2 separate regions of the Homo sapiens genome follow, and region 1 is linked to region 2. Evidence: chromatin contacts called from ENCODE Hi-C or POLR2A ChIA-PET data. All regions are on one chromosome and are shown on one strand. Each heading gives the region's core, a stretch centred on a gene start or an enhancer-like site at or near the end of the contact. The rest is flanking DNA. Distances are from core to core; before and after follow the strand shown. Region 1 holds the start of SPATA2L (spermatogenesis associated 2 like). Region 2 holds the start of CDH15 (cadherin 15).

Evidence for each region. A loop is a pair of places that touch in the nucleus more often than their neighbours do. ChIA-PET counts read pairs that join two places held with the same protein, here RNA polymerase II (POLR2A). Pooled maps may share reads with other maps.
Region 1: a pooled map shows a loop between it and region 2 (14-fold over the local background). The contact joins the promoter of SPATA2L here to the promoter of CDH15 in region 2. A Hi-C loop is called at or near these places in 1 of 37 single-sample maps with no recorded cell type and 6 of 50 pooled maps. POLR2A ChIA-PET finds 5 or more read pairs at or near these places in 1 of 52 experiments (WTC11).

Annotation. Positions count from the first base shown.
Region 1 is chr16:89,698,930-89,704,715 of GRCh38, forward strand. SPATA2L (spermatogenesis associated 2 like) reads right to left here and starts at 2,776. Exons shown (of 3, transcript NM_152339.4): 1 at 2,699-2,776; 2 at 2,001-2,304. The coding sequence starts at 2,303. RefSeq lists an enhancer at 514-1,379 and silencers at 2,382-2,481, 2,652-3,371.
Region 2 is chr16:89,169,345-89,175,109 of GRCh38, forward strand. It overlaps CDH15 (cadherin 15), which reads left to right and starts at 2,404. Exons shown (of 14, transcript NM_004933.3): 1 at 2,404-2,529. The coding sequence starts at 2,488. RefSeq lists a silencer at 1,840-2,479 and an enhancer at 5,621-5,765.

The DNA.
Region 1 (5,786 bases), core at 1,526-4,025, 530 kb after region 2:
GGTGCGCACCACCACGCCCCACTAATTTTTGTATATTTAGTAGAGACGGGGTTTCACCATGTTGACCAGGAAGGTCTTGATCCCTTGACCTCATGATCCACCCACCTTGGCCTCCCGAAGTGCTGGGATTACAGGTGTGAGCCACCGCACCTGGCCGAATTTCTTAAATTTAATGGAAAAAACAATGAATACATTAACCTAGCTCACAAATCAGAACAAAATGAAGAGCCCCTGTACTGAGAAATTCCACTGTCTTCTGTCCCACCGCTCCCTTCACCCCTGGAGATGGCCTCATCTAATTAGTTTTGAATGTACTTGCCCAGGTGTTTGTTTTGCAAACCCAAATACAGATTTCGTTTGCTCCTCGTATGAGGTAGTCCCCCCTTTTTTTTCACCTCTTTGTAAGGTCTCTAACCAAAGCTAGACAGGTAGCCTCTTAAACGTGTTGTTCTGAACTTTGTTTTTTTCCACTACAGTCTTGCAGACAAGGACAGAAGCTGTAACGTTCATTCCCCCTGCTGTGTAGTATTCCACCATGGGGGTGACACGTCTGTTTTCAGCGCTCTCCAGAGGCTGTCCATGCACTGGGCTGACAGCCGTGGGACGGTAGAAGGGTGAGTGCTCTTTTTTTTTTTTTTTTGAGACGGAGTCTCACTCTGTCACCAGGATGGAGTGCAGTGGCTCGATCTCTGCTCACTACAACCTCCACCTCCCAGGTTCAAGTGATTCTCCTCCCTCAGCCTCCTGAGTAGCTGGGATTACAGGCGCGTGCCACCACACCCAGCTCATTTTTGTATTTTTTAATAGAGACGGGGTTTCACCATGTTGGTTAGGCTGGTGTCAATCTCCTGACCTCGTGATCTGCCCACCTCGGCCTCCCAAAGAGCTGGGATTACAGGCGTGAGCCACCGCGCCCGGCCTGGCTGAGTGCTTTCTAGCCTACACTTAGGTGAAGAACTAAAGGAGCTCAGGACAATCACTGCGAGCGTCTCCTGACTCTCAAATTCCCTAACTCCGGGACTCCTAGCATCTAATGCCTGGACACGGCCCACGTGTGGAGCGCCCAGTGCCTGCAGCACTGAGCTCGGGGCTTTGATTCATTCCTCTGGCCCCATGAACTGGACTGTTCCCGTGTCGCTGTCTCAGGAGGAAAGGGGCTGACAGAGATTAGCTAATTTGGCCAAGTCCTCGCGGCCAGGAAGCAGCAGAACTAAGTCCAAACCAGGGCTGTCCGGCACTGAAGCCGGTTATTCCCCCGCCCCGCCCCCTGGGAGGCCTCAAGGGCGGGCCTGTCCGTCCTCTCTCATGAATGAAAGTCCTGGCGCCTCCGACCAGCAGGTGTCCCCGGGGAGCCGCGGAGAGACTGCCGCTGCCATGGCAACCGGCGGAGGCGTAGCTCGCCCACGTGCCCAGTGACGTCATCGGCTTCCTACTCTTCCGAATTAGCTCAGAGCTCCCGGCGGCCCTGCCCCCTCCTGCCGCCAGGAGCTCACCTGGAGAGGCCAGGCCAGCCCTGGGCACAGCCTCCCGCCCCAGGCCGTGGAGTTCACTAGGTCTGAGCCCAGCCCTGAGACTTCACAGGGATGCACCCATCTGCAGTCCTCCCAGCCTCGGCGGCCTCCTCTGCAAATGGGATTGGCCCATAACCTGGAGGAATTAGGATGACCATGGGAACTCAAGTCCCTTCTGTGCCCCCGTCCTAAGATTTCCATGGCAACTGGGGCCGCGAGGCCTCTTAGGGAAGACACTGACGCAAGCTCTCAGGGCAGGACCCCGTAGGCAGCACCCAAGCCTGCCCTCGCCCACCCCATGTTCTCAGCCCTAGGAGTGGGTGCCCCCACACGCCCACGACCCCTCAGCGCTCGGAGCCTTGAGGAGCCCACCAGGCACTGAGGACACTTGAAGCCCCTCTCTCTCGAAAGGCGTGGTCCCCCATGGTCGGCGGCCCCGCGACCCGCAGGCCAGGACGAGGGGCGCGCTCCTCCTGGCCTGGCGCCTACCTTGATGGTGGTGAACTCCTTCCTCCAGGGCAGCAGGTACAGGTGCACCGCGGCGAGCTCCAGAAGCTCGAAGGCGCGAGCCAGGCCGCGTAGCGCGGGCGCCAGGTCGGCGCGGCCCCACAGCCCGTCGGTGAGCAGAGCCAGCGCGTCGTCCTGCAGCGCCCCGTGCAGGTCGAAGTCCTCCACCAGGATCTGCCAGAGCACCGCGCGCAGCGAGGGGTCCCCGCACACGCCCGCGCGGCCCCGTCGCAGCTCGCGCTCCAGGCACTGGCGGTAGTCCTCGGACAGCGAGCTGCTGCCCATCCTGCGGCGGACGGGGGTCGGGGGGGTCAGGGACCTAAGGCCGCGCCCAGCCCGCCGCGCTCTCCCCGAACCCTCACCCAGCGTCCCCAGGACCCCTCGAGCCTGGAGACCCCGCCCCCAGCGGCTGGGCGCCCCCGGTATCTTCGGCACCCCCTACGCTGGAGACCTCGGCCCCATCAGCTGCCCGCCCACCCAGCGATCCAGGCCCCTCCAGTTGAGCGCCCCCGCACCTCCAGCCCCTCCCTCCAGCCTGGGTACCTCGGCCTTCCAGGGGCGCCCCCGGTTATCGACCGCACCCTTCTCTAGAGACGCGCTTCCGCCCGCTGAGCCCTCTCCCGACCAGAGCCCCTTCGCCCGGCAGATGGAGCTGCGGATCCCGCGGGTGACGGCGCTACCTGTCTGTCCCCAGCGGTCTCCGGCCGCCGCGGATCAGTTCGGGCCTCCCCGCGCGCCGCGCGCTTCCGCCGGGAGTCGGCTCCGCCCGGGGTCCGCGGCCGTGACGCTGGGGGCGGGGCGGGGCTTGGCGCAGGCCCCGCCTCCGAATAATTTAGGAGGGGCGGGGCCTGGTGAAAGGGGAGGAGGAGGTGTCAGCCCGGCCGAGCCCCTGCGCGAGGCACCCCGAGAGCCTCCTGTCACCGCGTCGCCCGTCTCCTCGCGGGACCGGTATCGTTCACGACGCCGCTGGGCCGAGGGCTGCGGGCTCATGGCAGGCGCTCAGGGAACGTTGTGCCTGGGCCGCTCCTCCCCACGAGACAGGGACCCAGCCCCAGGCGACCCGGCCGCGGGGAAGCAGGTGCGCGGGCTCGTCCCCTGGGGGGTGGGGCCACCGGCATTACCTGGCGGGGATTGGCTGGATCCTGGGAAGAGCCTTTCCTGCGGGGCGGGGCCACCTGCATTACCTGGCGGGGATTGGCCGGATCCGGGGGCGGGCCTCCCCTGTGGGGCGGGGCCATCCCCTTGAGGGAGGGGCCCGCGGCACGGAAGGTGGGCGGAAGGACAAGCCTTTCAGCCTCGTCTGAAACAGCAGCCTCAGGTGGATGCGGGGACCTCAGATTCTGTTTATGCTGGCTCCGCTTCCCGGCCTCCTGCACTTGCCATCTGCAGCCCTTGAGAGCATCGTCTGGGCGGGTCTCTGAGGCAGGGCGAAGCCGCCCCCCTCTCTAGGCTAAAAGCTGACCTGGGCTGCGGATCCACCCAGGCTAAATCTGGGCCACGACTTCCCGGGGACGTTTTCTTCGCTCGGGTTCCTCTGTTCTGTGCTACAGCCACTTTCTCGCATTGCCCAGAAGTAGAGGAGGATGAGGGAGACCCTTGGAGGTCCCAGCCGAAACCCACCCCTACCCCACACCCCCGCTTTGGGCAGGCTTTGCTACTTCACGTCTGTGTCCCTCATCTCTCCAGGCCACCAAAACCAAGGCCCAAGTTTGTTGAAACTTTCCCTGGGCCTGGGCGGCGAGGTCCCCCCTTTTTCTTAGATTTTTTACCTGGAAGTTCCCTGCTGGCATCTTAGAAATAGTGATCATGACCGGGTGCGGTGGCTCACGCCTGTAATCCCAGCACTTTGAGAGGCCGAGGCGGGCGGATCACCTGAAGTCAGGAGTTCAAGACCAGCCTGGCCAACATGGTGAAACCCCGTCTCTATTAAAAATACGAAAGTTAGCCGGGCGTGGTGGCACATGTCTGTAAGCCCAGCTACTTGGGAGGCTGAGGCAGGAGAATTACTTGAACCTGGGAGGCAGAGGTTGCGGTTGCAGTGAGCTAAGATCGTGCCACTGCACTCCAGCCTGGGTGACAGAGCGAGAATGTCTGGAAAAAAAAATCGTGATGCAGTCGGTGGATCTCCCTGAGTTATCTAGGTGGCCACCTCTGGACAGGGAGCTCTTTTACTTACTGTTTACTGAACTCACTCTTGGTGCCCAGTGCCACCATGGGTCCACACCAGTCCTCAGGACAGCTAACTTCGTAAGTCTCATCTTTATTCTTCTTCTGATGCGGAGGAGGGTGGAGGTAACTGTTCTGCCTTTGTCCTCACTGAATTTGGCAACACCAGTCCATCCATCCAGCAGTGGGCCTAGCTCTCCTCCCATAGGCCTGGGTGGGTTTTTGCACCTGCCTCAACCCATGGAATAGAACTGATGTGGAATGAATTCCAAGGCTAAATCATAAACATGCCATACCCTGGCCTTGTCTTGAGATCCTTGGCCTCTGACATGGTTTGGTTCTGTATCCACACCCAAAATCTCATCTTGAATTGTAATCCCACAGGTCTGGAGCAGGACCAGGTGGAGATAATTAAATCTTGGGGGCAGCTTCCTCCATGCTGTTCTCGTGATAGTGAATTCCACGAGATCCGATGGTTTTATAAGGGGTTCTCCCCTTTGTTCAGTGCTCATTCTCGCTCCTGTCGCCCTGTGAGGAGACGCCTTCTGCCATGATTGTGAGTTTGCTGAGGCCTTCCCCAGCCATGCGGAACTGTGAGTCAATTAAACGTCTTTTCTTTATAAATTATCCAGCCTCAGGCAGCTATTTACAGCAGCATGGGGACGGACTAACACACCCTCAGAACCCAGCCACTAGAGTGAGAAGGCCACGGCCGTGTGCAGAGCTTTTGGCCTGCAACTTCGACCTGCGACTCACATTCACCTGCAGCCTATTCTTGGGACTTTTTTGGAAATAGTTTTTCCAGACAAAAATCAAGATGAGTTTGTTCTGGGCCGAGCGCAGTGGCTCACGCCTGTAATCCCAGCACTCTGGAAGACCGAGGCAGGTGGATCACGAACTCAGGAGATCGAGACCATCCTGGCTAACACACTGAAACCCCATCTCTACTAAAAAATACAAAAAATTAGCTGGGCGTGGTGGCGGGCATCTGTAGTCCCAGCTACTCGGGAGACTGAGGCAGGAGAATGGCGTCAACCCAGGAGGCGGAGCTTGCAGTGAGCCGGGATCGCGCCACTGCACTCCAGCCTGGGCCACAGAGCAAGACTCTATCTCAAAAAAAAAAAAAAAAAAAGGATGAGGTTGTTCTGGGTTGGCATGGGCCCTCAATCCAGTATGACTGCTGTCCTTATGAGGAGAGAGAAACTTAGATATGAACGCACAGGAGAGAAGACCGCTTAAAGACGGAGGCAGAGTGGAACGAGGGTGCCGTGAGCGAAGGTAACACAGCTGTGTTAGAGCCACCAGAAACTGGAGGCAAACAGAATTCTACCCTAAAGCCTCCAGAGGGAGTCAGCCCTGCTGACAGCTTGATTTTGACTTCAGGCCTGCAAGATGGTGAGAGAGAACATTTCTGTTGCTGTAAGCCACCCATTTTGTGGTCGTTTTGGCAGCCCCTGGCAACACATCCAGTCCTCACGTCGTCGTTCCGACAGCCCTGAATGAGGTCCCAGCCGACAGCTGGCACCAACCATAGACAGCAGACAGCTCTTCGGATGAATCCAACCCCTGGTCATTGGGTTACCACCTAGAAACAGCCTCCCA
Region 2 (5,765 bases), core at 1,154-3,653:
CAAGACTGCAAGGCTCCTGGGGGGTCCGGGACCCTGTTTGTTGTCCCCCCGTTCCTCATACTGGGGAGAGGAAATAGGATGGGAACTGAGGCTGTGGACCAGGGAGCCCCCTCTACATCTTGGCCGGCCCACCCCCACCTCATGCCCATGAGGTGCGTCCCCCGAGGTGGAGAGTTGAGGTGGGCAAGGCAGAGGGCAGGAGTGATGGGGGTGAGTCCCAAAGGCTCAGGACTGCAGACTCTGGAAAAAGGAGGAGAAGGCCCAGAGTGGGGTCCTAGCTGGAGGCTTGGGGTGCTGAGGGAGGGTCCGGCGTCTCCAGGTCCACCAGGAAAGGGAAGGGCTCTTCTAGGGCTGATGGTCCTGCAGCCGAAAATGTACCCCTGCCCCCACTGCACAGGACCTCCAGACTCAGGGTACCCAGCCCTTCCCTGCCACCTACCTCTGACACAAGGAGAAACTGAGGCACGGGGGAGAACCTCCAGCCCAAGGCTCCGAGCTGGGACTGGACCCAGGCTCCTGCCTCCTGACCTTCCTGCTGCCCTGGGAGCATGTGGAGCGGGGTCCCTCGCGGGGGCACCTGCCCCTGGGGGATAGCCCGCCAGCCAGGGAGCACACCCTCCCGCAGTGGTTAAGCCGGCTGCTTCCCTGGCCCCGCCCTGCATTTGGGGCTCACCCAGGACCTGGCCCAGCTTAGCCTTTCCCTTAGAGACCCCCACATCCCATGGAGGAGGGATTTGGCCTCCGTTTCTCCCCGAGGTGGGTGGGAGGCAGGTGGCTGAAGCGAGGTGGGTGCAGGGTGGAAGCGGAGAGGAGCTGGGGTTGGCAGACCGCAGCCTCCCCAGACCTCTTTCTGGGGGGAGGGCGAGCACTTCTACCTCACCCCTGCACTAGTCCCGTGAGGATGAAAACCAAAAGCACTCAGAGGGCTTCTCCACCCCTATTTTGAGGTCACTGACCACAGAGGCAGGATGGTGGTCCCCAACAGGCTACACCCCAGCCCCAGAGGCCTCCCAGTCTGGAGATGGACTCCCTGCCCTCTCTCATCTTGGAGCAGTGAGCGCTAGGGACAGTCCTGGCCTGAGCCTCCCGGGCAGCCTGGCCTCCTTTCAAGCAGGCCAAGTGCACAGATGCTGCCTGCACCTGCACAGCCACCCGCCGTCGACAGGAGAGCAGAGGTACCGGGTCTGCTCCCATCACAGAGAGGAACGGGCTCCCCGGCCCGGCCCTGGGCTGGTCGGCAACCCCCACTCCCCACCCTGCCTGCTCAAAAGAAAGGATCCTCCTGCCTCCAGCCCCCTCCACCCCCTCTCCAGGACCTTCCTGACCGTGCGCTGGGCCTGTGCAGGTGTTGAGCCACACCCACACCATCCCAGGGGGCGGGGTCTCGAAGGGGAGAACAGGTGCCACAGTCAACAGGAGGGAGGGCTTCTGGCCGAGGTGGCAAGGAGGCTCCAGGAGGCGGCAGCGTTGACCTTGGGTGTTGAGGGATGATGAGAAGGAGTTCTGTAGGAAGGAAGGTGCTCCAGGCAGGGGGCCTCGGGGAACAAGGGGATGCTGGAGGAGGTGCGTGGACTGGGGGAATTGGGGGTGTCCTACGAGCCACGCTGGTATCAGAGGCGTGTGAACCAGAGCAGTTCCATACTGAATAAGAGCTGGGCAAAATGAGGTCGCGAGGAGGTGCGTGGAAGGCGGGCCTAGCGTTCAGTGGGATGCGGGGAGGCGCAGGAGACGCAGCCAGAGAGGCGAGGGGCCCAAGGAAGTGCTCAAGAGGTGTCCCCCGGCAGGGACTACAATGCAGATTCCCTGGAGCAGGGGCGAGCCGGGCCCAAGGAGCAGGAAATGAAGAAGCCAGGAATCCCAGCTGGTCCCTGACCCGGACGCACCCACCCTGCCTTCCCCACAGCCTGGCCTCTGGCTCTGCTCCCAACGCAGCAAGCCGGGGTATCTCCGACCTAGCCCTGGCCCTGCCCGCCGGAACCCCGCAAAAGCTATCACTCAGCCCTCGGCCCCGCCCCGGCCCCACCCCGGCCCCACCCCGCACTCTCACAAGGTGTCACTCAGCCCTCGGCCCCGCCCCGCCCGCCCCATCCTCCTCTGGCTCCGCCCCACCAGCCTCGTGCGGTCACCGCCCCGCCGGCGCACCTGCGCTGTCACTCAGCCCTCGGCCCCGGCCCCGCCCCGCCTGCCCCACTCGCACACGGGCTATCACTCAGCCTGCGCCCCGCCCTAGCTCGCCAGAGGCTCCGCCCCACCCGCCTGCCAACACGCTGTCACTCAGCCTTAGCCCTGCCCAGGCCGGCCCTCGGCCCGTCAGAGGCCTCCTTCGTGCTGTCACTCAGCCCTTGCCCCGCCCCCTCCCCGCCCCCCTCACACGTGCTGTCTCTGTCTCTGGCCCTGGCCCGCCCCGCGCACTTGCGCTGTCACTCAGCCTGGACGCGCTTCTTCGGGTCGCGGGTGCACTCCGGCCCGGCTCCCGCCTCGGCCCCGATGGACGCCGCGTTCCTCCTCGTCCTCGGGCTGTTGGCCCAGGTAAGGCATCGGCACCTGCGGGGGTCCCCGCTGCCTCCCTCGACGCTGCGGGACAGTGTCTTCAACTGCAGCCGCACAGGTCTCCCCCAGAACCACTGGCCCTGGTCGCCTTTGGGGGCCTGTGAGCGGAGTGGCTCCGGGTGGGTCCCTGGGCTGGGGGCAGCACCCCAGGGGTTGTGGGGAGTGAGTGTAACCAAACACTCCATCTGGTGGAATCACCCCCAGGACTGCAGAGTGCTGCTGGGGTCAGGGACCCCAGGCAGGGGCCACCCAGGTAGCCGTGCCCTCTCTTTGGAGGAACCGCTGCCGGGGTCTGGGGGTTGCCAGTCTTGAGTGGAGCAGAGAGAGGGGGGAGCGGCAGGAGTGCCCCTCTCTGGGGGGCTGGGGGCCAGGTTTCTATAGGGACTCCCTGCGGTGGGCACAGGACCCCTGGCTAGTCTTGGGTTTTGTCCAAACCCCCCACCCCAAGTTCCTGGCCAGCAGGGGTGGCTGCAGGCCCTGCCCCCAGGAACTCACCCTCACGGCTACTTCTCGATTGGGAGGGCCCAGCCCGAGCCAGGTCGCAACACACGGCCTTGCAGAGTGGCGTGTGGCAGCCCTGGGGGCTCTGTTCCTGGGCTTCACCTGGGACCCTGCCGCAGCTGCCTGGGGTGATCAGGCCTGGGGGCCCAGCCCCCAGAGGCTGCTGGACTCTGCCCCTAAAAATCTTGTCTGGACTGCTGGCACCGTGGTCTCTCCAACGTGGGAGCAAGCCAGAGTGGAAGGAAGCCCAGGCCTCAGCCCCCCACACCCGACATGGGTACTGCCTAGCTGGAGCCACGTCTCCTCACACCCTAGGGGGACCTAGACATGGAGGATGTGGCCTCAGTGGCTTCAGCCCCCAGGGACTGGGCTGGGCTGGGGCATGGCCGGCTGTGGTTGGGACGTCACTGGGTACAAGAGGGCAGCCTCTCTCTGGCCAATTCGAGAGAGAATGCACATAAAGGGCTTAGCGGTGCTCACAGTATTCATTGCTCTTGTGGTCCTGGGGTGGTCAGGGAGTGCTGGACACAGTGAGTAAGGGAAGCCACTCCTTTCCCAGCCCCCACTGAAGGGGCTTCCTGAGTCCCCTCATTCCCACAGGCCTCCCAGCTCCAGCTGGCTCCAATTTCAGCCCCTGGCAGCTGACCAGGCGCCTGGCCAGCCAGACCCTCCAGCAGCTGCCCCTGAGGGCACCACGGCTCCTGCCACCCCCGACTCCCCCATCTGGAGACAGTGGTGGGGGGAGACAGTGGCTCAGCATGCGTGCTCACCCCCCGGCCCTCCACCCCTCAGCCCTCTGCCGGGGAGCGCAGGCTGGGGGGCTCCATGCCTCCAGGGCCCTTCCCCACCTGCTCTGGGGACAGGGTTTCTTCCCTGGCACCCCAACCCAGGGCATGGTGGTGGGGAGGCTGGCGCCTGTGAAAACATTCCTCCAGACCTCTTCCTTTGGATTTGGGAGTGTCTGCCTTTCAAAAGGCCCCAGGGGGCTCTGTGGCAGGTGGGGAGGCAGGCAGGACCTCTCCCTCCTCAGAAGCCTTCCCTCTCACTGTCCCTTCTTTTCTCGCCCAGGGCTGGGGGACAATAACCCCCTCCCCCGACAGCTGGAGGCTGGGGGAGGTGGTGGAGGTGGGGGCCAGATGGCAAGGGGACTATCGCCAAGGCTCAAATTCACTCCACTGTGAGGCAAAATATGTCAGTGTCAGGACCCTGCCTGCCCCTCCCCCAGCAGCTCAGCTTTCAGGACTGTGAGCTCTCCTGGGCAGCCTTGGGGTCCTGGGCCGCCTCCTGGTGAGCCCCCAGGCAGGCAGCGTGGGCCCATCAGGGCCTTCTACAAGTGAGGGGTTGCTCCCCTGCTCGGGCCACCTCTGATTGCTGAGCTCACTCAGCCCCACCCGGAGGGTGTCTTCAGAACTGGCCCCTCTCAGCCCTGCTGCACCTACACCATCCCTAGTTGCTGGTTCTACACCTGGGACCCCACCCCAGCTGGGAGGCGGCTGAGGTCTGGGGCAGCACACTTGACTCACAGAGAACCCCAGCCTGCTGGGAAGGTCCCCACTTCTGCATCTGGGTTTTGGGAGCCCCTTGGTCTCTGGGAGACAGTCAGCAGCACCCTGGGGGCCAGGCAGGGGCTCTTAGCTCGGGTGACTGTGACCAAGGCCAAGAAGGGAAGTGGCTCCCAGGCCACTGTTCTTCCCACAGTGGAAGGACAGCCCCAGACACCGTGCTTTGGAGGGGACAGCTGCCTCCATGCCTCTTCTTCCACATCCCTTCTCTGAAGCCCGCAGCAGCTAGAGAGGGTGGGGCCCAGGGAAGATGCTCCAGCCGCTCTGGGCCAGGCCAACAGCTGGGGCCATTCCTGGCATGCCTGGCCATCCAGGAACGGGGTGGCCCCAGATTCCAGCCTGGGGGAGGGGTTGAAGCCTGAGAAGCTTGAGGGGCCTTCGCACTCTCTTCCCAGGCAAACCCACCCACACGCCACCAAGCGTGTTCCTAGAATCTCGTAGCACCCTTCCTTGGAAAACCGGGGGAGCAGGAGTGCAAGGTCGGCCCCAGAACCGCTCCTCGTTCCCGTCTCGCAGTGGTGTTCGTAAACCCCATTCCCACCTCGCAGTGGTGTTTGTAGACTGCAGCAAGCGCCCAGTGTGTGCAGAGCTTTCTTACACAGCAGCCCCTTGGGGTTGAGTGTCAGGCTAGGAGCAGACCTCAAGAGAGGCGTTAAGTCCCAGGAGCTTGGCTGCAGGGCGGTGGCCCCAGACGTCTCAAGGGCTTCGAGGTGGTTCCCTCCAGGCTCTTGGCTAAGGGTCCAGTCGAGGATGAGCTTGGGGGTGTCATTGGGGACCCCCTGTGGGGAAGCAGGTCACTAATGTCCATGGGTCTTGCCTGGCTTGGGTGGGGGACAGAGAGGAGTGGACGAGTGTCCACAAAATCCACCTCCCAGGGTGCTTGCGTCCCCTACCCCAGGTGCAGGGCTGTGGGCTGGCTGCGTTGATGTGGCTTTGTCCTGGGCACCGGATGTCCCGATCTCCCCAGGACGGCTCCCAGGCCCTCCCTCCACTGGCCACGTCTTCTGGGACGGGGATGGGGTGGGAGGACAAAGAGCCAGCTTTGAGAACGCCCCCGAGAGCCGGAAGTGGGCCGTGGCCAGCCTGCTCACCCACACCCACATTGGCCGTGATCTGGGCAAGTGAGCCCTGCCAAGGCTCTGTGGCTGCTGT